Regions from separate parts of the Homo sapiens genome. Here region 1 is linked to region 2. A link is a loop called in an ENCODE intact Hi-C map of the cell type or tissue named here. Cell type or tissue: psoas muscle. All regions are shown on one strand. Links, peaks and the distances in the headings refer to the core of each region. The heading gives the core; the rest is flanking DNA. Region 1 has its middle 7.1 kb from the start of ALDH3A2. Region 2 overlaps SLC47A1 (solute carrier family 47 member 1).

Region 1 (12,615 bases), core at 3,936-11,935, 63 kb after region 2:
TTGGTTAGGCTGGTCTTGAACTCCTGGCCTCGTGATCCACCCACCTCGGCCTCCCAAAGTGCTGGGATTACAGGCATGAGCCACCATGCCTGGCCCGCGATTCCTCTATGTTGTAGCATGTCTCTCAAAACTTGATTCCTTTTTCTGGCTGAATAGTTTATTGTGTGATATGCCACCTGGTGTTTATTAATCAGTTGATGGACTTTTAGATTGTTTCTATGTTTTGGCAATTGTGAATAATGCTGTAGTAAATACTCGTGTACAAGTTTTTGTTTGAACACCTGTTTTCGCTTCTTTTGAGTCTATACCTAGGAGTGGAATTACTGGGTTATATGATAATTCTATTTTTTTTCTTTCTTTCTTTTTTTTTTTTTTGAGATGGAGTCTTGCTCTGTTGCCCAGGCTGGAGTGCAGTGGCGCGATCTTGGCTCACTGCAAGCTCTGCCTCCTGGGTTCACGCCATTCTTCTGCCTCAGCCTCCTGAGTAGCTGGGACTACAGGCACCCGCCACGATGCCTGGCTAATTTTTTGTATCTTTAGTAGAGACAGGGTTTCACCATGTTAGCCAGGATGGTCTCAATCTCCTGACCTCATGATCCGCCTGCCTCGGCCTCCCAAAGTGCTGGGATTACAGGCGGATAATTCTATTTTTTTTGAGGAACTGCCAAAATGTTTCCCATGGTGGCTGCACCATTCTTCATTGCCACCAGCAGTGTATGAGGTTTCCAGTTTCTCCACATCCTTGCTAACACTTGTGATTTTCTTTTTGATTTTAGTTATATCATACTAGTGGGTGGGAAGTGGTGTCTCATTGTGATTACTAGAGATCACATACTACTAATAATGCCAAGCCTATTTTCTGAAATACTTCAGAAACTCAGATACACATAAAGAAAGGAATTATGTACTAGAAAAGGAATAAATGAAGGTAAAATATTTTATCCTTCTTATTTTTAATTGATAAAAAATATATGAAAATAATAGCAACAATGTATTTGGTTATTACAGCTTGTGCATAGCTAAAATGAATGACAACAGTGTTATAAGGGTCAAGAGGGAGGAACTGAGAATATTCTAAGGCACTTGCATTACCCATGAAGAAGAATAGTGTTATTCAAAAGTGGAATTAGGTTAGTTGTAAATGCATATTGCAAACTCCAGGACAACTAATGAAAAAGTTTTTAAAAAGTAATATAATCAATATGCTAAGAGAAGAAAGAAAATAGCATCTCATAAAATGCTCAGTTAAAACCACAATGGAAGAAAAAAAGTAACAAGGACAACAAAGAGAAAAGGTGGGCAGGGCGTGGTGGCTCACACCTGTAATCCCAGCACTTTGGGAGGCCGAGGTGGGCAGATCACGAGGTCAGGAGATAGAGACCATCCTGGCTAACAAGGTGAAACCCCGTCTCTACTAAAAATACAAAAAATTAGCCAGGCGTGGTGGCAGGCGCCTGTAGTCCCAGCTACTTGGGAGGCTGAGGCAGGAGAATGGCGTGAACTCGGGAGGCGGAGCTTGCAGTGAGCTGAGATCGCGCCACTGTACTCCAGCCTGGGCAACAAAGTGAGACTCCGTCTCAAAAAAACAAAAAACAAAAAACAAAAAAATAGAAAAGGTAACATATACAGATACTAATCTCACTATACCAATAATGACACCTTTTCTTTGAAAAAAAAAAAAACACTTAATAAAGTGAGAATAGAAGGAAAGCTCCTCAAAATGATAAAAGCCATATATGACAAACCTCCAGCTAAGATCATACTCAATGGTGAAAGACTAAAAGATTGTCCCCTAAGATCAGGAACAAGACAAAAATGTCTGTTTTCCCCACTTCTATTCACAATACTATTGAAAGTTTAAGATGGTGCAATTAGGCAACAAAAAGAATAAAAGGCATTTACATTGGAAAGGAAGGAGTAAAATTACCTGTGTTCAAAAATAACATGATCTTATATGTATAAAACCCTTAACATTCCACAAAACCATTAGACTCAATTAACAAATTCAGAAGTCACAGGATGCAAATCACAACACACAAAATGAGTTGCATTTCTATACACTAGCAATGAATGATCCCAAAAAGAAATTAAGAAAACAATTACATTTTTAATAGCATCAAAAAGAATCAAATGCATAGGAATAAATTTACCATGGAGGCAATAGACTTGTACACGAAAAACTATAAAACATAATTGAAAGAAATTAAAGAAGACATAAATAAACGGAAAGACAATCCATACTCATGCATATGAAGACTTAATACTGTTAAGATAACAATATTACCAAAAGTGATTTAAAGATTCAATGCAATCTCTATCAAAATCCCTAAGACATATTGCAGAAATAGAAAAATCCACCCTAAAACACATATGGAATCTCAATGGACCCAAATAGCCAAAAATGTCTGACAAAGAAGAACAAAGTGAAAGGACTCAGATTGCTTGATTCCAAAACAAACTACAAAGCTACATAATCACAGTGTGGTATTGGCATAAAGACATGCCTATGGACAGAATTGGGAATGCAGAAATGAACCCTTGCATATATGGTCAAATGACTTAAACAAGGGTGCCAATACCATTCAATGGGAAAAGGAAAGTCTTTTCATCAAATTGTGCTGGGAAAACTGGATATCCACATAGAAAAGAATGAAGTTGATCCCCTATTTACGATATATAAATATTAGCTCAAAAGTGGTCAGTCTGGGTACAGTGACTCACACCTATAATCCCAGCACTTCGGAAGGTCAAGATGGGCTGATTGCTTGAGCCCAGGAGTTCAAGACCAGCCTGAGCAATATGGCAAAACCCTGTCTCTACAAAAAATACACACACACACACACACACACACACACACACACACACACACACACACAAAAGGTGTGGTGATGTGTGCCTGTAGTCCCAGCTACTCAGGAGGCTGAGGTGGGAGGATCACCTGAGCCTGGGAGGTGAAGGCTGCAGTGAGTTCTGATTGCACCACTGTACTCCAGGGTGACTGAGTGAGACCCTATCTCAAAAAAAAAAAAAAAAAGTGATCAAAGACCTAAACATAAGACCAAACACTAAGCCTGCCAGAAGAAAACATAAGGGGAAATCTGGATTTGGCAGCGATTACTTGGATATGCACAAGCAACAACAACAAAATAGATAAACAGGACTTCATAAAAATTAGAAACTTTTGTGCATAAAAGGACACTATTAATAATATAAACAGGTAACCTTCTGAATGGGAAAAGGTATTTGCATAGTATATATCTGATAAGGGATTTATGTTCGGACATAAATTCTTAACAACTCACAAGAACAAAATATACAAACAGCCTAATTCAAAACTAGGCATATGGCTGGGGATGGTGGCTCACACCTGTAATCCCAGTACTTTGGGAGGCCGAGGCAGGTGGATCACTTGAGGTCAGGAGTTCAAGACCAGCCTGGCCAACATGGTGAAACCCCATCTCTACTAAAAACACAAAAATTAGCTGGGCATGGTGGCAGCCACCTGTAATCTCAGCTACTCAGGAGGCTGAGGCAGGAGAATCACTTAAACCTGGGAGGCGGAGGTTGCAGTGAGCCAAGATCACGCCACTGCACTCCAGCCTGGGTGACAGAGCGAGACTCTGTCTCAAAAACAAAAAACAAAAAAACTAGGCATAGGACTTGAACAGACATTTCTCCAGAGAAGATACATAGCTAACCAGGGCATGAAAATATTCTCTCTGCATCACTAGTCATTAGGGAAATGCAAATCCAAACCACAATGAGATATTACTTTATACCTATTATAGGGGTCATTACAGAAAGAAAACAGAAAGCAAGTTTTGGTGAGAATGTGGAGAAATTGGAACTATTGTACATTGCTGATGGGAACATAAAATGGTGCAACCACTATAGAAAATAGTATGTGAGATCTTTAACAAATATAGAATTATGATATGCTGCAGGGACTCAAACAGATATTTGTACACCAGTGTTCACAGCAGCATTACTCACAATAGCCAAAAGGTAGAATCAACCCAAATGTCCATTTTGTAAATGGATAAACAAAATGTGGTATACTTACAATGGAATATTAATCAATCTTAAAAAGAAATGAAACTCTGATATATGCTATAGCATGGATGAACCTTAAAAACATTGTGCTAGGGCTGGTGGTGTTGTGGCTCTTGCCTATAATCTCAGCACTTTGGGAGATGGAGGCAGGAGGATCCCTTGAGCTCAGGAGTTTGAGACCAGCCTGGGCAAAATGGTGAGACCCTGTCTGTACAAAAAATTTTAAAATTAGCCAGGTATGGTGGCACATGCTTGTGGTCCCAGCTACTCAGGAGGCTGAGGTGGGAAGATCACTTGTGCCTGGGAGATTGAGGCTGCAGTAAGCCATGTTTGTGCCACTGCACTCCAGCCAGGGTAACAGAGCAAGACCCTGTTTTCCCCTAAAAAGAAAACATTGTGCTAAGGAAAATAAGCCATATGCAGGCCTATTATACAAGGACACTTGTACAAGTACGCAAAGACACATCTTGTATGATTACACGTATGTGAGGTGCCCAGAATAGTCAAAATCATAAAGTATAGAGGTTATTAGGGGATTGAAAGAGAGCAAGAGGGGAATTATTGTTTATGGGTACAATTTCTGTTTGGGATGATGAAAATGATCTAAAAGTGAATGATATTGATGGTTGCAGAACATTGTGAATGTACTTAATGTCACTGAATTGTGCACCTTAATGGTTAAAATAGTAAGTTTTATTTATTTTATTTCAATAATAAAAATGCCTGTAATCCCAGCACTTTGGGAGGCCGAGGCGGGTGGATCATGAGGTCAGGAGATCGAGACCATCCTGGCTAACAAGGTGAAACCCCGTCTCTACTAAAAAATACAAAAAATTAGCCGGGCGCGGTGGCGGGCGCCTGTAGTCCCAGCTACTCGGGAGGCTGAGGCAGGAGAATGGCGTGAACCCGGGAAGCGGAGCTTGCAGTGAGCGAGATTGCGCCACTGCAGTCCGCAGTCCGGCCTGGGCGACAGAGCGAGACTCCGTCTCAAAAAAAAAAAAAAAAAAAAAAAAAAATAATAATAAAAATGCCTCACTTGGATCACAAACATCTACAAAATTCTACAGATAACATATTAGTCAAAAGAAGCTGCATGCCTTCCTGCTAATATTAGGAACAAAGCAAGGATGTCCCCTCTCACCACTCATTTTCAACATCGTAACTGAAGTTTTAGCTAATGTAATAAGACAAATAAAGGAAATGTATACATATTAGGAAGAAAGAAATTAAGCTGCCTTTGTTCACAGATAACATGGTTATCAAGGTAGAACATCCCAAATAATCAACAAAAAAGATTTCTGGAACTAATAAGTGATTATAGCATGGTATCAGGATGAAAGTTATTATACAAAGTCAATTATTTTACTATACAATAGCAATGAACACTTTGGATTTGAAATTAAAATTAAAAACACCACTTACATTAGCACCAAAAAGGGGCGGAAATACTTAGATATAAATCTAAATATATACAAGATCTATATGAGGAAAACTACAAAATTCTGATGTAAGAAACCAAAGGAGATGTAAATAAATAAAGAGACAGTCCATGTTCATGAAAATGAAGAGTTGAAGTTGAAAAGATGCCAGTTCTTCTCAACTTGATACATGGATTCAACACTCTCAATCAAAATCTAGCAGTTTATTTTGTGGATATTGACCAACTTGATTCTAAAGATGACATGGAAAAGCAAAAACCCAGAATAGCCAACACAATGTTGAAGAACAAAGTTGGTAGACTGACACTACCAACTACAGGATTTACCATAAAGGTAAACACAATAATGTGGCATTGATGACTGAATAGACAAATAAATAGAACAGAATACAAAACTGAAAATGGATTCACACTAATACAGTCAACTAAGGTTTGACAAAGAAACAAAAGCAATTCAATGGAGAAAGGACAGCTTGTTTGACAAATGGTACTGAAACAACTAGATATCCACATGCCAAAAAATAAAACAAAACCAAAACCTAGAGAAAAATCTTGTATCTTTCTTTTCTTCCTGACATGCATCACTATAAAACTCCTAGGATAACACAGGAGAACATCTAGGTGGCCTTGGGTTTGGCAATGACTTTTTAGATACAAAACCAAAAGCACAATTCATGAAAGAAAAAATTCATAAAATGGACTTCATTAAAATTTAAAACTTGCTCTGTAAAAAAACACTGTTAATAGAATGAAAAGACAAGCCAAGGATTATGAGAAAATCTTTGTAAAAACATAGCTTATATAAAAGACTATTTATCTAAAATATACAAATAACTATTTAAACTCAACAATAAAAAGCAACCCAATTAAAAATGGTTTAAACAGACACCTCACCGAAGAATCTATACAGATGGCAAATAAAGATGTGTAAAGATACTCAACATTATGTGTCATCAGGGAATTGGCAATAAAACAATGAGATACCACTACACACCTATGAGAATGGCTAAAATCCAAAGCACTTACACCACCAAATGCTGGCAAGGATGTGGCACAGCAGGAACTCTTATATATTGGTACGAATGCATGATGAATGGTACAGCCACTTTGGAAGAGTTTTGCAGTTTCTTACAAAGCTAAGCATAGGTCTCCAATAAGCACATACCCAAATAAGCTATTTACCCAAATGAGTTGAAAACTTACATCCACATGTTTTATGTATTTTTTGTATCTTTTATGTATATTTTACCATTTTAATCATTTTAAGTGAACAATTCAGTGGCATTAAGTACATTCACAATGTTGTGCAATCATCGCCACTATTTACCTCCAGAACTTTTTCATCATTCCAAATTGAAACTCTGTCCCCATCAAGCAGTAGCTCTGTTACCATAACCGCTTCCCTTGCCCCCTGCCCCAGCCCTTAGTAACCACTGTTCTACTTTCTGTTTCTATGAATTTGACTATTCTATCATGTAAATGGAATCATTTGTCTCCTTTTCATTTTATGTAATTTTGTCAAACTTCTCTTTTTGTATCTCTTACCTTTTGTTCTCATGCAACTTTCATCTCTATTAAGGTGTGCTTTTCTCTTCTCTTTCTTTCCTGAGTTTCAATTCGAGTTTGCCCTCTCCTGTTTTCTTATAATCTATTCTTTAATCCCTCACAGCCTTCCTTTGGGCTAACTCCTCCGCCCCCGCCCCCAAAGATCATGTGTCAGTGTCTTAAGAGATTGTGAGAATTACACATCAGAATGCTTCATCTTTTGTAAAGATCTTTATCTCCTTTTCCTTAGAGTTATATGCATGTGTGCGTGTGTGTAGTGTCTATGGTCCTGTGTTTGTTCTTTTCTATTATTGATCTGTGGACACAAACATTTATATTGGCATTTGCTGAAGAAGAGTGTTTTGAAAGTTAGGAAAGGTGTCCAAGGCAGTCTGAGGCTTCAATTCACGTCTGTTGTCTTAAACACCTTTCATAAAATCTGCTATTCCCAGCTATGGAAATATGTGCAAATAGTCAATACACATGAAAAGGAACCCACCATGATTAGTCACTAGGGAAATGGAAGTTAACATCACAAGGAGATATCACTACAAGCTGGGTGCAGTGGCCCACACCTGTAACCCCAGCACTTTGGGAGGCCAAGGCAGGTGGATGTCTTGAGCTCAAGAGTTCAAGACCAGCCTGGGCAACATGGCAAAACCCTGTCTCTACTAAAAATATAAAAATTAGCCAGGCACGGGGGCACACACCTGTAACGCAAGCAACTAGAGAGGCTAAAGTGAGAGGATGACTTGAGCCCAGGAAGCAGAGGTTGCTGTGAGCTGAGATCATACCGCTGCATTCCTTTTTTTTTTTTTTTGAGACAGAGTCTCAAAAAAGAAAAAAAAAAAAGAGAGAGAGAGAGAGAGATCACTACGCATCCACCAGAATGGGTAATTATTTTTTTAAATCAAGTTTTAGAAAGCAGCTGCTAGACTGTGTGGTAGGGAATATAAATTGGTATAAAAACACTGAAAAATTATTTGGCTTCTAAAGTTAAAACATGTATTTACTTTCACCCAGAAATTCTATAGTGGTGATTGGGTAGGGGCCTAAAAGGAATGCTGGTAATGTTCTGGGTCATAGATACAGGTAGGTAAACTCTGTAATAATTTACTGTAGGCACTGTTTTGTATTTATGTAGTATCCAATGAAAATGTAATGAAATTTGGGCCAGAAGGCAGAAAGAACTCCTGGGTACACACTCACTACCTTAGTCCCCCTGAGGTTTAAATAATTAAAAGTGTCTGTTTCATCCTTGCCTTTAAGAAAACTCTCCCTGCTGATAACTGAGCAGATCAAAGATCTAAAGGTTGTGGTGGAGAAGGGTCATGGAGTTGATTACCCCCAATAAAAACAAAAAGAAAAACTTGGTTTTTTTTAAGCTGAAAAAGGAGGATGGAAAAGTATAGTGGGCAGGCATAGTAAAATCACTACAGTCTACTGCATTCCTGAAAGGAGAAGCTTGTGAGGACTCACCCCTTACCCCTATAACCTGCTGTGGTGATTTCATTACCCATAGCTACTTAAATCAATGAGTATATCATATTCAAAAGCTGAAGGGAGAATGTTTCAGCTTGGGAGTGTAGTAAAAGAATTCCCAGTCCTCTCTTTGGTTCCATAAATATATCACCTTGTTCTATTAAAGCACTTGGATGTGATTTTTAAATATGCCCAACAAAATGCCATCAGTTGATTTCTCTAACTAATAAAGAAAATGTTCAAGAGTTGGTAGTAAATTCTTGGTGATTATGCCATTAGAATCAGAGTACATCGTTTGTAAGAAATCCTCAGCCCGGCACGGTGGCTCACGCCTGTAATCCCAGCACTTTGGGAGGCTGAGGCAGCGGATCATGAGGTCAGGAGTTTGAGACCAGCCTGACCAACATGGTGAAACCCTGTCTCTACTAGAAATACAAAAATTAGCTGGGCATGGTGGCACATGCCTGAAATCCACCTATTCAGGAGGCTGACACAGGAGAATTGCTTGAACCTGGGAGGTGGAGGTTGCAGTGAGCTAAGATTGCACCACTGCACTCCAGCCTGGGCGACAGAGCGAGACTCTGCCTCAAAAAAGAAAGAAAGAAAGAAATCCTCACATCTTATGCTCAGCAAAAGCAGCAGCTCTTCGCTACTTAGCAATTAATTTGCCCTAGGTGAAACCGATTCCTGTTCTAATTCCACACTGGAATTCTGTTCATTATTTACATTTTTTTTAAATGGAAGCATGATTCATATCTCAATTTACCTAGTTCCTTACACAATATTTATTAGCCAGCATTTAGAACTGGTTACCCTTTCAGATCAGATAAAGATTATTGGGTACACTCTCTGGCGGCCTTTGAGCTGATTTAAATATTGTTGCCACACGGTTCTAGATACTGATATTAGTTGATTGGCTTCCTATGCACAAGCACTCCTCAGTTACTTACATAATTGAATTAAACACTTTGTATATGTTGGAGCTACTGCTTTTGTTATATAAGCCTGCTTGCCTTTTCACCTACTGTCTCCCAACTTTAACTATGGTATTTCCACATGGGCTGGATTTTTTTGTTTTTGTCCAAAGCAGGCAAGCGAGAAGTAGAAGTGAAGAAGAGTTTGATGGTCTTGCCAATTTCCTTGCTTCATCATGAATCTCCTTAAGCTTCAAATTACAGGCTGTTGAGAAAGCCACAAAAGTAGACAGTGCCAAGACACTAAGACTAGAGTATGTGAGAGTGTACCATTCATTCATTCATTCATTCAATAAATACTTACTGAGCACCTACTGTGGGCCAGATTCTATTCAAGGTACTAACATTACAGTGAACATGAACAACAAAGACCCTGATTTTACAAGATATTCCAGTGAGGAAGACACATTAAAAACAACAAACAAATAGATACATTTATATTAAGAAAAATAAAACAGGGTCAGGGACAGAAAGTAGCAGAGACTGATATTTTAGACATGGTGGTCAGGGAAGTCTTCTTTAGGGAGGTAATATTGAAGCAGCAATTGAATTAAGTGAGAATGATAGCTGGACACTACAGGCAAAGGAAACAGAATGAATGCAAAAGCCCCGGGCTGGGAATGTGTTTAGAATGCTCAGTAGTGTACAGCAAGGAAGGCACTCTGGCTGAAACTCACTAAGTGGGAGAATCCTACAAAAAGAGGTTGAAGATGTAGTCACGGGCCAGGGCATTTAGGGCTTGTAGAATATGTGTAGAAAAATTCACATTTTGAATTTTATTCTAAACGTGAGGGGAGGCTATTGGAAAGTTTTAAGCAGTGAATTAACATGATCAGGGTACCTTCGGACACCAATGGCTAGGTGGAGAACAGGCTACAACAAAGTGTTATCAGAGTCCAGTCACGAAAGATAAACTATCTAGTTATTTCATGCAGAGGGAATTTTAAGAGTAATAGATGTCAAAAAGAATAATGGAGTGACATCATAGATAAAAAAGCTGCTAAAAATACCCTTAGCTGGAACCAATGGAACTGCACCAGCTTCTGTGCCATTTGGAGACACTATCACTTTCATCCTCTGTCTACTAGAGAGGTGCCACCTTGACCATGGAAGGAATTCCTAGAGTAAAGAATAATCCCTCCTCCACTTTCACTATAGAAATGGCCAGCAACTGCCACACGATTGAATCCAGAAGCAGTAAGTTACTCTCCACCTCCTGCCTTCTGATTTCCTTATAGTGCCCCCTACTGGCAGAAGCCAGCGGGCACGAGAGCCTGGGAAATGGGGTTCACACACTCTAGGTCCCTGCAGTAGAGTATAAAAGGGCAAGTGTAGAACTGAGAAATAACAATCTCTAGAGTCAAGAGTAGAAGCAGGGGGCCGGCGAGGTGGCTCACATCTGTAATCCCAGCACTTCGGGAGGCTGAGGGAGGGGGATCACTTGAGCCCAGGAGTCGGAGACCAGCCTGGGCAACATCGCAAGCCCTCATCTCTACAAAAAATACAAAAAAATTTAGCCAGGCATGGTGACACATACCTGTAGTCCCAGCTACTTGGGAGGTGGAGGTGGGAGGATCACTTGAGCCTGGGAGCTGGAGGCTGCAGTGAGCCATGATCATGGCCACTGCACTCCAGCCTGGGTGACAAGAGTGACACCTTGTCTAAAAAAAAAAAAAAAAAAAAACCCGAAAGAGTAGAAGCAGGGAAACCATCAGGATGCCCGGCCTGTTTTTTCTTTTTCATTTTTTTCCCCTCAGCTGTGGTAATTTAGCCAATTCAAAGACCTTGTTCTCCATAATTTCAACTTTCCTTCAGATTTGACCAAGTCAAGTAGAGCTGGTCAAACCCAATGGGAAAAAGACCAAAACAACAACAGAAACAAACAAAGAAACAGTTAAGCAAAAGAAATGATCGCACAATTTGTATTATTGAGCGCTCTAATGGTAAGGAGAAATTAAGACCAGCTGGTTGTTAATCTTAACTTTAGTCACCAAGGAGAGTTTCCAAGACAAAACTCCAATTCAGGTGCTTACCTAGGAATAGGGTCCAGGCTCAAGACTGCTCTTTACCATTTTAGAAGGAGAAAAAAAACTCAGACTCACCTTCCCTGCTGGAAGCCAGATGAAATTCCAGAAAGGAGTTGCCTCCCCTCCATCGTCATGGAGGCAGGAAAACGCACCTTCTTTGTTGGGAGTAAGTAAAACTGCAGACAAAGAGGTGTACAGCAAAATAAACTTTAGATCTCAACCAAATTTTGGGACATCAGGGATTCTCTGGAGTGGGGTGCTCCCAGGCCTCAGCAAATTGTCCTGTTTGAGCAATAAAAATAGCCCAAGCTGGTACCAAGCACTGATAGATTTGTCAAAGGTCAGGGCCACCTCCACTGAGTCACTTCCTTTGGCTGCCAGCTTGTAAACCAAAACCAGCTCTCAATCAATTTGGAAGTTTATTTTGCCAAGGTTAAGGACATGCTTGGGAGGGAGGTCTGTGCCTTTATCTAAAGATGATTTTGAGGGCTTCAATATTTAAAAGGGAGGAGCGGGCTGGAGGGGAAAGAGGGAGAACATGGTCATTACTGAATCCACACATTGCACAAATAGAAAAAGGAACAGGCAGGGGAATAGTCAATTATGTATTTGCCTCCTGCTGTGTAAATCAGCACTTCAGTAAGATAAGGTGAGGACAGAGCAGCTACCTGTGGGGACATTTAACCTTTTATCTGTAGCTATCTGCTTAGGGACATAGAGAAAGGCAGTTTCTTGCATGACTCAGCTTTTTGCTTAATTTTTTCCTTTTGGCATAGTGAATTGAGCTCCCACGGTTTTTGTTGTTTTGTACATAAGTGGAGAGTTCATTTGGGCCAGGGCCCCGAGTTATTTTCTTTTCACAAATATACCCTTTAGAGTTCAGAGGAAAGGCTGGGATTAGAGCCTTCTGTGAGCACTATTCATGGGATTACATGAGGGAGTGGCTGTGAAAAGAGGGCCCCGGACTAAGCCCTGGGCACCTGAACAAGTGAGAGGTCAGGAAGGGGAGAAAAATCCAGCAAAGGAACCCCAGAGGACCCGGCCAGTGAGCTAAAAAGAAAAGTGCAGAAGAGTGCAGGGAAATGGTAAAGAAAAG
Region 2 (12,615 bases), core at 2,723-10,722:
GCACTTTGCAGGCATTTCTAACACTTGGAAATACTGTGCTTCTACCATAGCTTAGAAACTGACATTTGTTTGTTTTAATGGGGTCCCTGCTGTTCATCAGGCAGACACTTGTGGGCTTTAAACAGGTCGTTGCTTGGACCTTTGCTTCTGATTCACATTGTGCAAATGTGGTTATGGTTTTCTTCAGTCAGTTGAGTAATCCCCCCGATTCCTGGCCCCTTAGGCAGTTAGCCACCCACTCTCAGTAACCCTTGCTCCTTTATAATTTAAACACTTTGACTTCATAGAATGGCTGATACTTAGTCAGTGGTCAGTTGTGTTGTTTCTGCCAATTTTCATTCATGTTGTCTAGGCTCCTGTGCTGTGTGTCTGGTTATCTTTGATTTTAATTTATTTTTAAATTAATTTTTTAAAATTAAAGAAAAACTTTTTTTTTTTTAAATAGAAAGAGGGTCTTGCCCTGTTGCCCATGATGGTGTGCAGTGTAGCTCACTGCACCCTTTACATCTTGGGCTCAAGCGATCCTCCTGCCTTGGCCTCCCAAAGCAGTGGGATTACAGGCGTGAGCCACCACACCTGGCCTGGTTATCTTTGATTATGTTCCAGACTTTATATTTGAAAATTGTTCATAGAAGTAACTTGAGCCTGAAAGAATGTTGTCTATTTATCTTCAGAGAGGATTTTCTTTTCCTTCTGTTGGACACTGAGGGTGACCAGCAGTCTAGGGCAATCTTGGAAATGGAGCTTTCTGGAGCACCCAGCCAAACTGAAGGTGTGCTGCAGCCAGTGTGAGGCTTGGTTTACTTCTTCTGGTTCATGCTTTTTTTTTTTTTTTTTTTTTAAAAGCAGTCTCACCCTATTGCCCAGGCTGGAGTGCAATGGTGCGATCTCAGCTCACTGCAACCTCCGCCTCCCGGGTTCAAGCGATTCTCCTGCCTCAGCTTCCCAAGTAGCTGGGATTATAGGCGCCCACCACCATACCTGGCTAATTTTTGTATTTTTAGTGGATATGGAGTTTCACCACGTTGGTCAGGCTGGTCTCGAACTCCTGACCACAAGTGATCCACCCTCCTCGGCCCCCCAAAGTGCTGGGATTACAGGCGTGAGCCACCACACCTGGACTGGTTCATCCTTAAGTCTTGGATGCAGCCCTTTGGGGTTCTAACCACAAGTACAGAGAGGTTTGCCAGGGCCTGATTCTTGGTAGGTACCCAAGTCGCCAAAGCCCTGGTCAGCGTCTCAGTCATGTGATCTGGATGTAGGTCTCTCTGACCTGCATCCTCTCATCTCTCTGATCTGAATGAACTCTCTGATGTGAAGCAGCCTCAGAGGCTGGGCAGCCCCTCTGGGTTTCCTTCGTCCCTGGATCTTGCCCTGGTGACTCTTCATTACATTGTTTGCATTCTGATGCCTTCAAGATGATATTTAATTTGTTTTATTGAGGTTCTATAATGATCTTCAGGGAAGGGTTGGTGGATGTTTTCTACCATCTTGCCAATTTCCCTGATTTGTGAAATCCGCATAACAATAGCACTTATCCCTGTTGTTGTTTTTGAGTCTCACTCTGTCGCCCAGGCTGGAGTGCAGTGGCTCGTTTTCACTGCAACCTCTATCTCCCAGGTTTAAGTGATTCTCCTGCCTCAGCCTCCTGAGTAGCTGGGATTACAGGTGTGTGCGGTGGTGTACCACCACACCCTGCTAATATTTGTATTTTTAGCAGAGACGGGATTTCACCATGTTGGCCAGACTTTTCTTGAACTCCTGACCTCAAGTGATCCGCCTGGCTCGGCCTCCCAAAGTACTGGGATTACAGGCGTGAGCCACCACACCCGGCCTAACAATGGCACTTACTTTTATACTACCGCTGTTGGGGTTGAGAAGCACCCAGAACTGCCTGACCAGGGAAAGCATTTTGTTAAGTGTGAGCTGGTATGATTCTGTTCAAAATGATTTTCTTTTTCTCCCTCCCTCCCTCCCTCCCTTTTTCTCTCTTTCTCTCTTTCTCTGTCACCCAGGCTGGAGTGCAGTGGTGCGATCAAGGTTCACTGCAGCCTTGACCTCCTGGGCTCAAGCAACCTGCCTGTCTCAGCCTTCCAAAGTGCTGGGATTAGAGGCATGAGCCACTGCACCCGGCCCAAAATGATTTTCTTTCAGAACTCTGAGGATATTGCTACATTCCTAACATTCATCCACTTATGCTCATTAGGAAGTGGGATGGCCAAGCTTATTCTCGTGCCATTATGTAATATGCCTTCATTTTTCTCTTCGGAAGCTTTTAGGACATTTTCTTATTATTATTCCTTTTTTTTTTTTTTTGAGATAGGGTCTTGTTCTGTCACCCAGGCTGGAGTGCAGTGGTGCAATTATAGCTCACTGCAGTCTCAAACTCCTAGGCTCAAACAGTCCTCCCGTTTTAGCCTCCTGAGTAGCTGGGATTACAGGTGCGTGCCACTATGCTCAGCTAACTCTTTAATATTTTTGTAGAGACCAGGTCTTGCTTTGCAGCCCAGGTTGGTCTTGAACTTCTGGATTCAAGCAATCCTCCTGCTTTAGCCTCTCAAAGTGTTGGGATTACAGGTGTGAACCACCACGCCTGGCCTATTACTCTTACTGTTCTGAAGTGTCTTGAGACTAAGTCTAGGTGTGAATCATTATCTGCTTGAAACTGTTGGGGTGAAGGAGAAGCTATCCCCTTGCCCTCCGATGGTTCACTGAAAAATCAACTTATAATAAGGCCGATGAATAAGAGAAAAGGCATACAAATGTATTTAACCATGCAAAAGGGAAGAATCACAGTCATTACCCAACATCCCAGTGAGGCCCAACACTCATATAACCAACTTTCAGAGGGGAGAGAGGAGATAGGGCATTTGGTGCTTCTGTTGAGGGATAGTAAATGAGTACTAGGGAAAATGATTGAATATTTTGCAGAATGAATGGATTGGGGGCAGGGTGGACAGACTGGTTCCCTTTGGAAGTTGAATGAACCTGAGAGACTGGCATTATTTTGTAAAAGGTTTGGCAATTGTTCTTCTTGGTGGGTTTGTCTGGCTTTTATGTAGATGGGGAAAAGTCTCTTTCAAGGCCTGTTGATCTCCAAAGAGTTTTTAATTTAAAATACTCATTATACCAGGGAGCCATATCTTGGGGTGAAATTCTCTGCAATCCTTCAATACTTAGTAGGCCCTTTGATGTGAACGGTCACATCTTTCTCCCATTCTGTGAATAGCCTTGTATTCTTTCTTCCTTCCTTTTTTTTTTTTTTTTTTGACACTGGGTCTCTCTCTGTCACTCAGGCTGGACTGCAGTAGCACAATCATAGCTAACTGCACCTCGATATCCTGGGCTCAAGTGATCCTCCCACCTCAGTCTCCCAAGTAGTTGGGACTATAGGCATACGCCATCAGGCCCAGCAAAGTTTTTGTTTGTAGAGATGAGGTATCACTATGTTGCCCAGGCTGGTCTTGAACTCCTGGGCTCAAGGGATTCTCCCACCTCAGCATCCCAAAGTGTTGGAATTACGGGCGTGAGCCATCGCACCCAGACTTGAATTATTTCTTAGGTTGTTTCTCCTTGTGTTTTGTTCTGAAATGCTTATTAGATGGGTGTTGGCTCCTTGAAAATTTCCCCTGTGAATCCTTTTTTTTTTTTCCCTTGGAGTGGAGTTTTGCTCTTGTTGCCCAGGCTAGAGTGCAATGGCACCATCTTGGCTCACCCAAACCTCTGCCTCCTGGGTTCAAGCGATTCTCCTGCCTCACTGCCTCAGCCTCCTGAGTAGCTGGGATTACAAGCATGTGCCACCATGTCCGGCTAATTTTGTATTTTTAGTAGAGACGGGGTTTCTCCATATTGGTCAGGCTGGTCTCTAACTCCCAACCTCAGGTGATCTGCCTGCCTCAGCCTCCCAAAGTGCTGGGATTACAGGCATGAGCCACCGCGCCCGGCTTCCCTGTGAATTTTAATGGAGAGGGCTACCTTATTTCTCTAGCTCCTGGGAGAGTGCTCCCTGGAGCACCCAAGCCAGCGCTGGTAGGATCATCGGTGTTCGTGAAGGAGTGAGTGGAGGGGCACTCTGCGATAAGATTTCTTTTATTTATTCACTGTAGCAATAGTGTCCTGAATTAACTTTCTCTCCACTATTAGCACATATTCCTTTTATACATAGCCCTTTATAAAAATGAAAAAAAAAATCCCTTTTAAGCTGCTAAGTTCCTTTTTCCTCCCAGGGTGCCCTGAAAACCTTGAAGGAATTTTAACGAACGATGTTGGAAAGACAGGCGAGCCTCAGTCAGATCAGCAGATGCGCCAAGAAGAACCTTTGCCGGAACATCCACAGGACGGCGCTAAATTGTCCAGGAAACAGCTGGTGCTGCGGCGAGGGCTTCTGCTCCTGGGGGTCTTCTTAATCTTGCTGGTGGGGATTTTAGTGAGATTCTATGTCAGAATTCAGTGACGTGGTAGGAAAGAAAGTCAGGTCAAGTGATGCTTTTGAGCTTACACACAATTCACAGGCCCACCAGTGACAATTTACTGTGAGTTAATGTCATTCAGGTGTGCCCATGGATTTTGAGGGCTGGAAATGCAAAGACACATTTTTCTATAAAAAGAAAAAGCAACTAAGGTTAAAAGCTATATTGTGGCCCAAGACACTGTCTGAAAGATGACATGAGTAGTAATTCACCACTATCTGAACCAAGCAAGGATCAATGTGCTGACTGCATTGGCCAATGGCTTTGATACTTCTGCTATTTTTTTAGACACAAACCCATAAACTAACTGCTTAAGAATTCATACTGCTTGAATTATGTAAAATATATTTTACAGTATATCTTTCCTTGGGCCTTAGATTACTATTCACTGGGCAAATGGTATTTGTTTTTGTTTTAATTTTTTTTTTAATAGACGGAAGTCTTGCTCTGTCATGCAGGCTGGAGTGCGGTGGTGCGATCATAGCTCACTGCAGCCTCGAACTCTTGGGCTTCAAGCAATCCTCCTGTGTCAGCCACCAGAGTAGCTGAGACTACAGGGGTATGCCACCATGCCCAGCTGGCATTTGTTAATCTTCATTTGAGGTCTAGATCTAGGCACTGTGGACACTGAAAAACAGTTGGGAAATCTTTCGAGCTGTGGAAATCCAAACAAAGACTGATAATTCCTGGTAGGGGTGTGTGCGTGACGTACTGCAGCCTCAACCTCCTGGGCTCAAGTGATCCTCCCACCTCAGCCTCCTGAGTAGCTGAGACCACAGGCGTGTGCCACCACGCCTAGCTAATTTTTTATACCAGGGTCTACCCTTTGTTTCCCAGGCTGGTCTTGAATTCCTGGGATCAAGCAATCCTTCCACCTTGCCCTCCCAAAGTGTTGGGATTATAGGCATGAGCCACCACGACTGGCCAGAGGACAAAATTTTAATAAAGGTCTTAGCTTAAGCAGTAATCCTACTTCATTAAGCCTTCCTGGGGTGCGGTACACACCGTTAATTCAGCAACCCTCAGTACATACTAAGTATGCTCAGTGCTGTGAAAGTGGATTACACCAAATTAAGTCATTCTTATCACACCCAATCAAAAGTCAAGAAGCCAGGGATAAAAGCACCTCAGGCACATAACATTAATCTAGTAATGTAATTCTCTGCACATCCAGCTGGTGAAACTGCGTGCTGTAAGCTGGGACCAGCTTTGTCCATAACTGCTGAGAGAACTTGCTGAAGCTCTAGGAATAATTTTGCCTGCCCGGTTGCTCACCAGTTGTAGCTTGCCAGCTCCCAACACCCTTCCTGGTGCCAATAAACTTTCTCAAAGAGCAATACTGACATTTCTTTTGATAAAACCTCCAGCCTTCTCTGTGTTGTTCCGACATACCGAGGACCAACTGGTCTACATGGATGCCCTGAACATGCAATTCTTTCTTCCAAAATAAAACATTAAATAGAGATTTTGCCTCTACATTTTTGACTTAGTGCTAGGATGGATATAATGCTCTAGGCATGGCCTTTTCCTGAAATAACAAAATCAGAAAAGTTACCTACTTTGAGTAAAAAACACCCAACTGCTGATTTTGGTTGGGGCCACCTTAAGGTATCTCTACCCTCAGTGCCTTGTTCTTGGGGCCACGAGGCCCATTCTCCAGGAAGGCAGGTAAAGGCTTGCACTGTGGCCCTCGGGGTTGGGCCTGGGGGCAGGGGGCAGACACCACAGAGGCCCCTCCCCAGCTCCTCGTCAGGAACCCTCGAACCCTGTCTCCATTCCCCTCGCACAGGACTCCCTGCCCTTCCCCTTGCCAGGTAGGGCAGGGACCCCCTGGGGATAAGAGGAGGTTCTTTCAACCACCAGCCACAAATAGCCGCGGCCAGGAGGCCACCCCGGGCCGCCAGGAGCAGGGAGGCTGGGGTCCCTGCGAGGCAGGACCCCTCCTCTCCCGGAAACACTGAACCCGCAGCAAGCCCAGGCCAGAAGCATGCCAGAAAGCGCCAGCCCTGTGCTCCGCGGGAGGATGGAATCACCAGCTCAGTCCTGTCTGCCCACCCTCTAGGCATTTTGCTCTTCCAACCTGACCTACAAACTCTCCTGATAAAAACCCGTGTCATCCAAAAGCACACGAGGGGTCCTCTCACGCAGGGACCCCTTCCCCGAGCCCCCTTCATAAGCCCCCAAGGGCCCTCCCGGTGCCCTCCCCCAGAGTTCTGCGGGCGGCGACCATTGCCCTGGGCGTCTGGAGCGGGTCCGGGACGGGGAGGGGCGGGGCTGGGTGGGATCGGGTCGCCCCCCTCACCCCCACACCGCGCTGCGGTCCCGCGCCCGCGCCGCCGCCAGCCGCTCCCAGCCTCCGCATGGAGGCCCCTGCGGCCGCCGACGCCCCGGTCCCCGCCGAGCTCCCCGCCGCCGCCAAGGACCGGCCCCCATAGCGGCTCCGGGCCCTCGGATGGCGTGACGGCTTGTGGGGCCTGCGGGGTGCGCTGCCCCCGGACCTGCGGGGGGAGGCGGCTGAGCTGGCGGCGCTCGCGGGCCCAGTGGTGAGTGCGGCGTCCTCACGCCCAGCCCGACGCCTCCGGAGCGGCCGCCGCGCAGGGGTGGGCGCGGGCTTCCAGGAGGGAGGGCGGCTGTGAACGCGCCTTGCTTTCCGCGCCTCCGCAGTTTCTTGCGCAGTTGATGATCTTTATAATCAGCCTCGTCAGCTCCATCTTCTGTGGACATCTGGGCAAGGTCGAGCCGGACGCTGTCACGCTCGCCGTCACGGTGGGTGCCTGATTTCGCCCCTGTAGGAGCCGACGGGCGGCCAAGGGTTAGGATTTGAGCGGTGTCCCCAGGCGCTGTGGCTCACGACTGTAATCCCAGCGCTTTGGGAGGCCCAGGTGGGAGGATCGCTTGAGCTCAGGAGTTCGAGACCAGCCTGGGCAGCATAGCAAGACCCCCGTCTCTACTAAAAATACAAAAATTATCCCAGCGTGGTGGCACCGCCTATGGTCCCAGCTACTCGGGAGACTGAAGCAGGAGGATCGCTTAAGCCCAGCAGATCGAGGCTGCAGTGAGCTGAGACCGCACCACTGCACCCCGGCCTTGGCAACAGAGCAAGACCCTGTCTCAAAAACAAACACACAGGGCGGGGCGCGGTGGCTAACGCCTGTAATCCCAGCCAGCACTTTGGGAGGCCGAGGTAGGCGGATCACCTGAGGTCAGGAGTTTGAGACCAGCCTGGCCAACATGGGAAAACGCCGTCTCTACTAAAAATACAAAAATTAGCCGGGTGTGGTGGCACGGGCCTGTAATCCCAGCTACTTGGGAGGCTGAGGCACGAGAACCGCTTGAACCCAGGGGCCTGAGGTTGCAGTGAGCCGGAATTGTGCCACTGCACTCCCGCCTGGGTAACAGAAGGAGACTCCGTCTCAAAAAAAAAAAAAAAAAAAAAAGGAAAGAAAAAAAAATCAGTTTGAATTGTATCATGTCTTATGCATCTTCCTTTACAGGTCTGGGACTGACCTGTGGCTTACCATTACCTGATTAGATTTGGAAGGAGCTCGTGTCAATACTTAGAAAAGTGTAAAACTGAAATAACTGCACTTTTTTCTATTATGAAATTAAATCAGGAGACTTTTAGGTAATTTAGGTTGTTTGCCATTAATTGGATTACACAGTACATTCAGCTCCCACCCTTTCACCCTTGTGGAAAAGCCTCTCCCATGGATTGAAATCACACCTCCTGGGACGTCTGTTCCCTGGCTTTTGTTAGTGATGTGGAAAGTTGTTTCTTCCTGCATTTCATCCAGGCTTTCAGAGAAAGTGGAAAACACTTCTGCTGGTGATGGTAGGCGGCTTTCCCTAGTCTCAGAAAATGTCCCCTGTGTCCCCGTGAGATGGGTACACACCCTAAGAACACGGAGGGCCACCGGAGCTTCTCATTCAGCTACATGGGAGCCAAGACCTTGCCAGGTGGAATCAGTCACACATTTTATTTACAGGTCTGTTATTTGGTGAACGTATTGGATTAAGGGACATTTTTGCTTCCTTTGAAAGTTTAGACTGGGACTCTAGGAAGAGGCATGAAGGCAGAGGAGATTCGTATACATGGCTGCTCCAGTGTCCCCACCGGGAAAGACGAGCTTGGCCTCTACCTTAACAGGATGATGATCTAAGACTGGCAGGGAAATTTCCTGCTGTGTCCCCGCAGGGCCCAGGATTGGGGTCCACCTTTTCTGATTACTGCTTGCCAACCATCACTGCCCCCAGGGTGCTCCCTGGGCTCACTTCTGGGCCATCGGTCACTCCTCCATGTGGATGACATCTAATGGCCAGTCAGCCACCTTGTTCAAGAGGACCTCAGCATCTGGGTGTCCACTCTTCTCCTCTCCCCGCCTCTGCTGTCATCCCTGGGGCTGTGGGCTCGACTCTGTGACCCACAGTCACAGCTTTCATTTTTGAAAGGGATCAAGACCATGTAATTGGCCGAAAATGTCCACACAGGTACAATGACCAGATAGCCACCTACTCTTAACCTAGGATTGGGAAACAGGGGACCTCACCTGGAGACTTCGGGTCTTGTTTTAAGAGCAGGAGGATGCGCTCGGTGTTGACCAAGTCGGCCCAGCAGGGAAAGCAGCACAGCATAAGGATGAGGACCCCTCTCTGAAGTATGATCCCCACGCGCTTGAGGTTCTTGCCTCCAAAGGACTTGAGAAAACAAATGCACTGCTAACAGCATATGCCAGGCAGGCCGAGGCTGGGGGCCTGCGCCACAAGCAACCCCTCCCAGGGGCGCCTGCCCGGCGCCCAGGCAGACCGGTTTCCCATCATCTGCTCCCGCCCTCCCCACCAACAGCTGACAGCATTGGGGGAGCTTCTGAGCCAGGGACAACCAGTGAGCTAGCTGGCCCCTGTGGCATTTTACACGTGTCCTGGGACAATGTGTCCCTGCTCCCAGGAGCTGGGACTGTTAACATGGAGGGTAGAGGTAGCAGAAACTGAAGCTTAAAAGAGAGTTTTCAACATGGGAGGCAGACAGATGCTGCAGGAGAACATGTGCCATGGTAGAAGGTGAAGTTGTGGGGGACTCTGAGGGCCAGGGATACCCGGGGAGGGTGCAGTGGAAGAAAAGCACACACTGTAGGCTGAGAAGGGCAGCTAGCAGGGTGGCAAGAACTTCGGGGGGCGGGAGGTCATGGAGGCCAAGGCAGTGCTCTAGAAAGCAGGGATGGCCAAGTGGATTAAGGACGGCCAAGCGCTCACTTGAGGATTTTGTCATAGGAGGCCGGGAAGAGGCCAGGCCCAGTGGGCTGGGCAGGAATAAACAAGGCATCAATAGGGGCTGAGTCGGGAGTGCAGGCCAGGCCCGAGTGCAAAGAACACCTTCAAGAAGCTTGGCTTGAAGGAGGCCAGCAGGGAAGGAGGGGTGGTGGTAAGGGAGGGCGATTTTAGGGTATGGGAGACCAGACTGGGAGGAACAAAGGACAAAATGCCCTTGAGCAGGTGGCCCCAGAGGACAGCACTAGTCAAGCTGACTCTGCTGTTTTGTTTTTTTGTGTTTTTTTTGTTTTTGTTTTTTCCTGAGATGAAGTCTTGCTCTATTGCCTAGGCTGGAGTGCAGTGGTGAGATCTCAGCTCACTGCAACCTCCGCCTCCCAGATTCAAGCAATTCTCCCACCTCAACCTCCTGAGTAGCTGGGATTACAGGCGCCCACCACCGTGTCTGGCTAATTTTTGTATTTTTAGTAGAGACGGGGTTTTACCATGTTGGCCAAAATTGTCTTGACAACTTAGCTGACCTACCACTGCCCTTGGCCAAAGGCGGAAGAGCGCAGAGCCCCTTATCAGGAACGGGCTACAGAAATTCCTGTGGTTAGGCATGGCGTGGTGGCTCACACCTGTAATCCCAGCACTTTGGGAGGCTGAGGCGGGCGGATCACCTGAAGTCAGGAGTTCAAGACTAACCTGACCAACATGGCGAAACCCCGTCTCTACTAAAAACACAAAAATTAGCCAGGCATGGTGGTGGGTGCCTGTAATCCCAACTACTTGGGAGGCTGAGGCAGGAGATCTCTTGAAACCGGGAGGCGGAGGTTGCAGTGAGATCTTCTAGGAAGATAATAGACTCATTTTTAAGATAACTGTGAAAACAAAATTTTTTACCTTTGGAAAAATGTTCATAGTATAAAAGGACTAATAAAAATGTGTTTTTTTTTTTTAAATAAAGGAACATTTATTTATAGTCCACCTTGTTCCACGAAGAATTTGAACCAGTTTACACAAATACTTCCCTAAAAGAAGGATAAATAAATAGCTGTTAGAATTGGGTCAAAGAAACATGGGTGGAAAAGCTGGGAGCCAGGGGTGAGTTGGCATGGGATAGGATGGAAACTGTGCTGAGGTTTTATGGAAGCCTTGATTCAGCGGAAGGGCGGGCCTGGGTACTGAGCCTCAGCCACATTCCCCTTGACCTTCAGAAGGCAGACACCATGACATGGAGCGTGGTGTTCTGGGCTGCTTGTCGCCAGAGACAGAGTAGCAATTTTTGTTCTATCTTTTATAAAGTTGTGTGTTGTAAGCGAGAGGTCTAACGTCAGAGCTCAGTTTGATAAAAGCTTGTGACAGCAGAAGCCACGGGGCCCAAGGCCATGGTCCTGCTTTACATGGGTAGACTGAGCCCCGGGGGAGAGTAACACATTTCTCATTTCTCTGTGTTGGGAATATTCAATATCTTCTTTTCTTTTATTTCTTTTTTTTTTTTTTTTTTGAGACAGGATCTTGCCCTGTCACCCAGGCTGGAGTGCAGTGGTGCAATCATAGCTCACTGCAGCCTCAAACCCCTGGGCTCAAGTGATCCTCCCACCTCAGCCTTCTAAGTAGCTAGAACCACAGTTGTGTGCCACCAAGTCCAGCAAAAAAAATTTTTTTTTTTGAGACAGAGTCTCACTCTGTTACCCAGGCTGGAGTGCAGTGACTCACTGCAACCTCCATCTCCTGGGTTCAAACGATTCTCCTGCCTCAGCCTCCTGAGTAGCTGGGACTACAGGCATGTGCCACCGCACCCAGCTAATTTTTGTATTTTTAGTAGAGACAGGGTTTCACCGTATTGGCCAGGCTGGTCTCGAAATCCTGACCTCAGGTGATCCACCTGCCTCAGCCTCCCAGAGTGCTGGGATTACAGGCGTGAGCCACCACACTCGGCCAATGTCCAACTAATTTTTAAAATTTTTGTAAAGATGGGGTCTGGTCATGTTGCCCAGGCTTCAGTATCCTTCCAGCTATTTGAAGCTATCTGTGATTGTTTCCTGCAGTCACCCTGCAGTGTGGTGGAACACAGGAGCCTATTCCTTCTGCCTAACTGTAACTTTGTATCCTTTAACACATCTCTCCCTATCCCCCCCATCCCCCTACACTCCTATGTGACATATTTTTTTTTTTTGAGACAGAGTCTTGCTCTGTTGCCCAGGCTAGAGTGCAGGGGCGCAGTCTTGGCTCACTGCAACCTCTGCCTCCCAGGTTCAAACAATTCTTGTGCCTCAGCTTCCTGAGTAGTTGGGACTACAGGTGCATACCACCACTCCTGGCTAATTTTTGTATTTTCTAGAGATGGGGTTTTGCCATGTTGTCCGGGCTGCTCTTGAACTCCTGGCCTCAAGTGATCTGCCCACCTCGGCCTCCCAAAGTGCTGGGATTACAGGCATGAGCCGCCGTGCCCAGCTCTGTGTGACTTTTTAAAACACAAAACTTCATAAATTAGCATGCTTTACCTTTCTGTTTTCCTGGCAGTCCGAGGGGTTTGGGAGCTTTAGTCATGCCCCTCTGCCCTGGCTGGAATTCAGTGTTGCTGTGTGGGTAAATCCTCATTGTGCCACAGCCCTCCTGGGGCACGGTTAGATGGAGACCCTGGTCTCATGGGGTCCCGCTGGGCAGTACATGTATGGCCTGTCAGTTATGTGGTGGGGCTGGAGTTTGTGTTTATCAAGCCAGAGTCGTGGTCAGTGAAGAAGCTAACTCACCTGGGGCTGCCATCACCAGTAACCGTGAGACCCAGGACGCAAATGAGGGTCTTTCAGCCCCTCGTCCTGAATGCCTCCTGCACCCTACCTGCAGGCTACTCTATGTGCCCTTAATTGTCAGGGACTGGGTGAGGTCTGGTCAA

Evidence for each region. Hi-C counts contacts between places; a loop is a spot of excess contacts. Peaks named below come from ENCODE experiments on the same cell type or tissue, not always from the same donor. Only the 100,000 strongest peaks of a DNase experiment are listed, where the experiment ranks them.
Region 1: a loop joins it to region 2, with 2.4 times the contacts of the local background. A loop is called at or near these places in 11 of 110 quality-filtered maps.

Annotation. Positions count from the first base shown.
Region 1 is chr17:19,635,343-19,647,957 of GRCh38, forward strand. No RefSeq gene overlaps it. Among named protein-coding and RNA genes, the nearest start is that of ALDH3A2, 7.1 kb to the right of the region's middle. RefSeq lists enhancers at 10,798-11,017, 11,564-12,214, 12,215-12,615. In psoas muscle, for the core only: a CTCF peak has its summit at 10,740 (motif pointing left); no DNase peak of the experiment used is centred there; H3K4me3 peaks cover 2,090 bases; H3K27ac peaks cover 1,120 bases.
Region 2 is chr17:19,573,101-19,585,715 of GRCh38, forward strand. SLC47A1 (solute carrier family 47 member 1) reads left to right here. Exons shown (of 17, transcript NM_018242.3): 17 at 4,227-5,934. The coding sequence ends at 4,453. It also overlaps the pseudogene SLC47A1P1. Among named protein-coding and RNA genes, the nearest start is that of SNORA59B, 22 kb to the left of the region's middle. RefSeq lists an enhancer at 2,722-3,297. In psoas muscle, for the core only: no CTCF peak of the experiment used is centred there; a DNase peak (open chromatin) is centred at 7,041; H3K4me3 peaks cover 1,117 bases; H3K27me3 peaks cover 839 bases.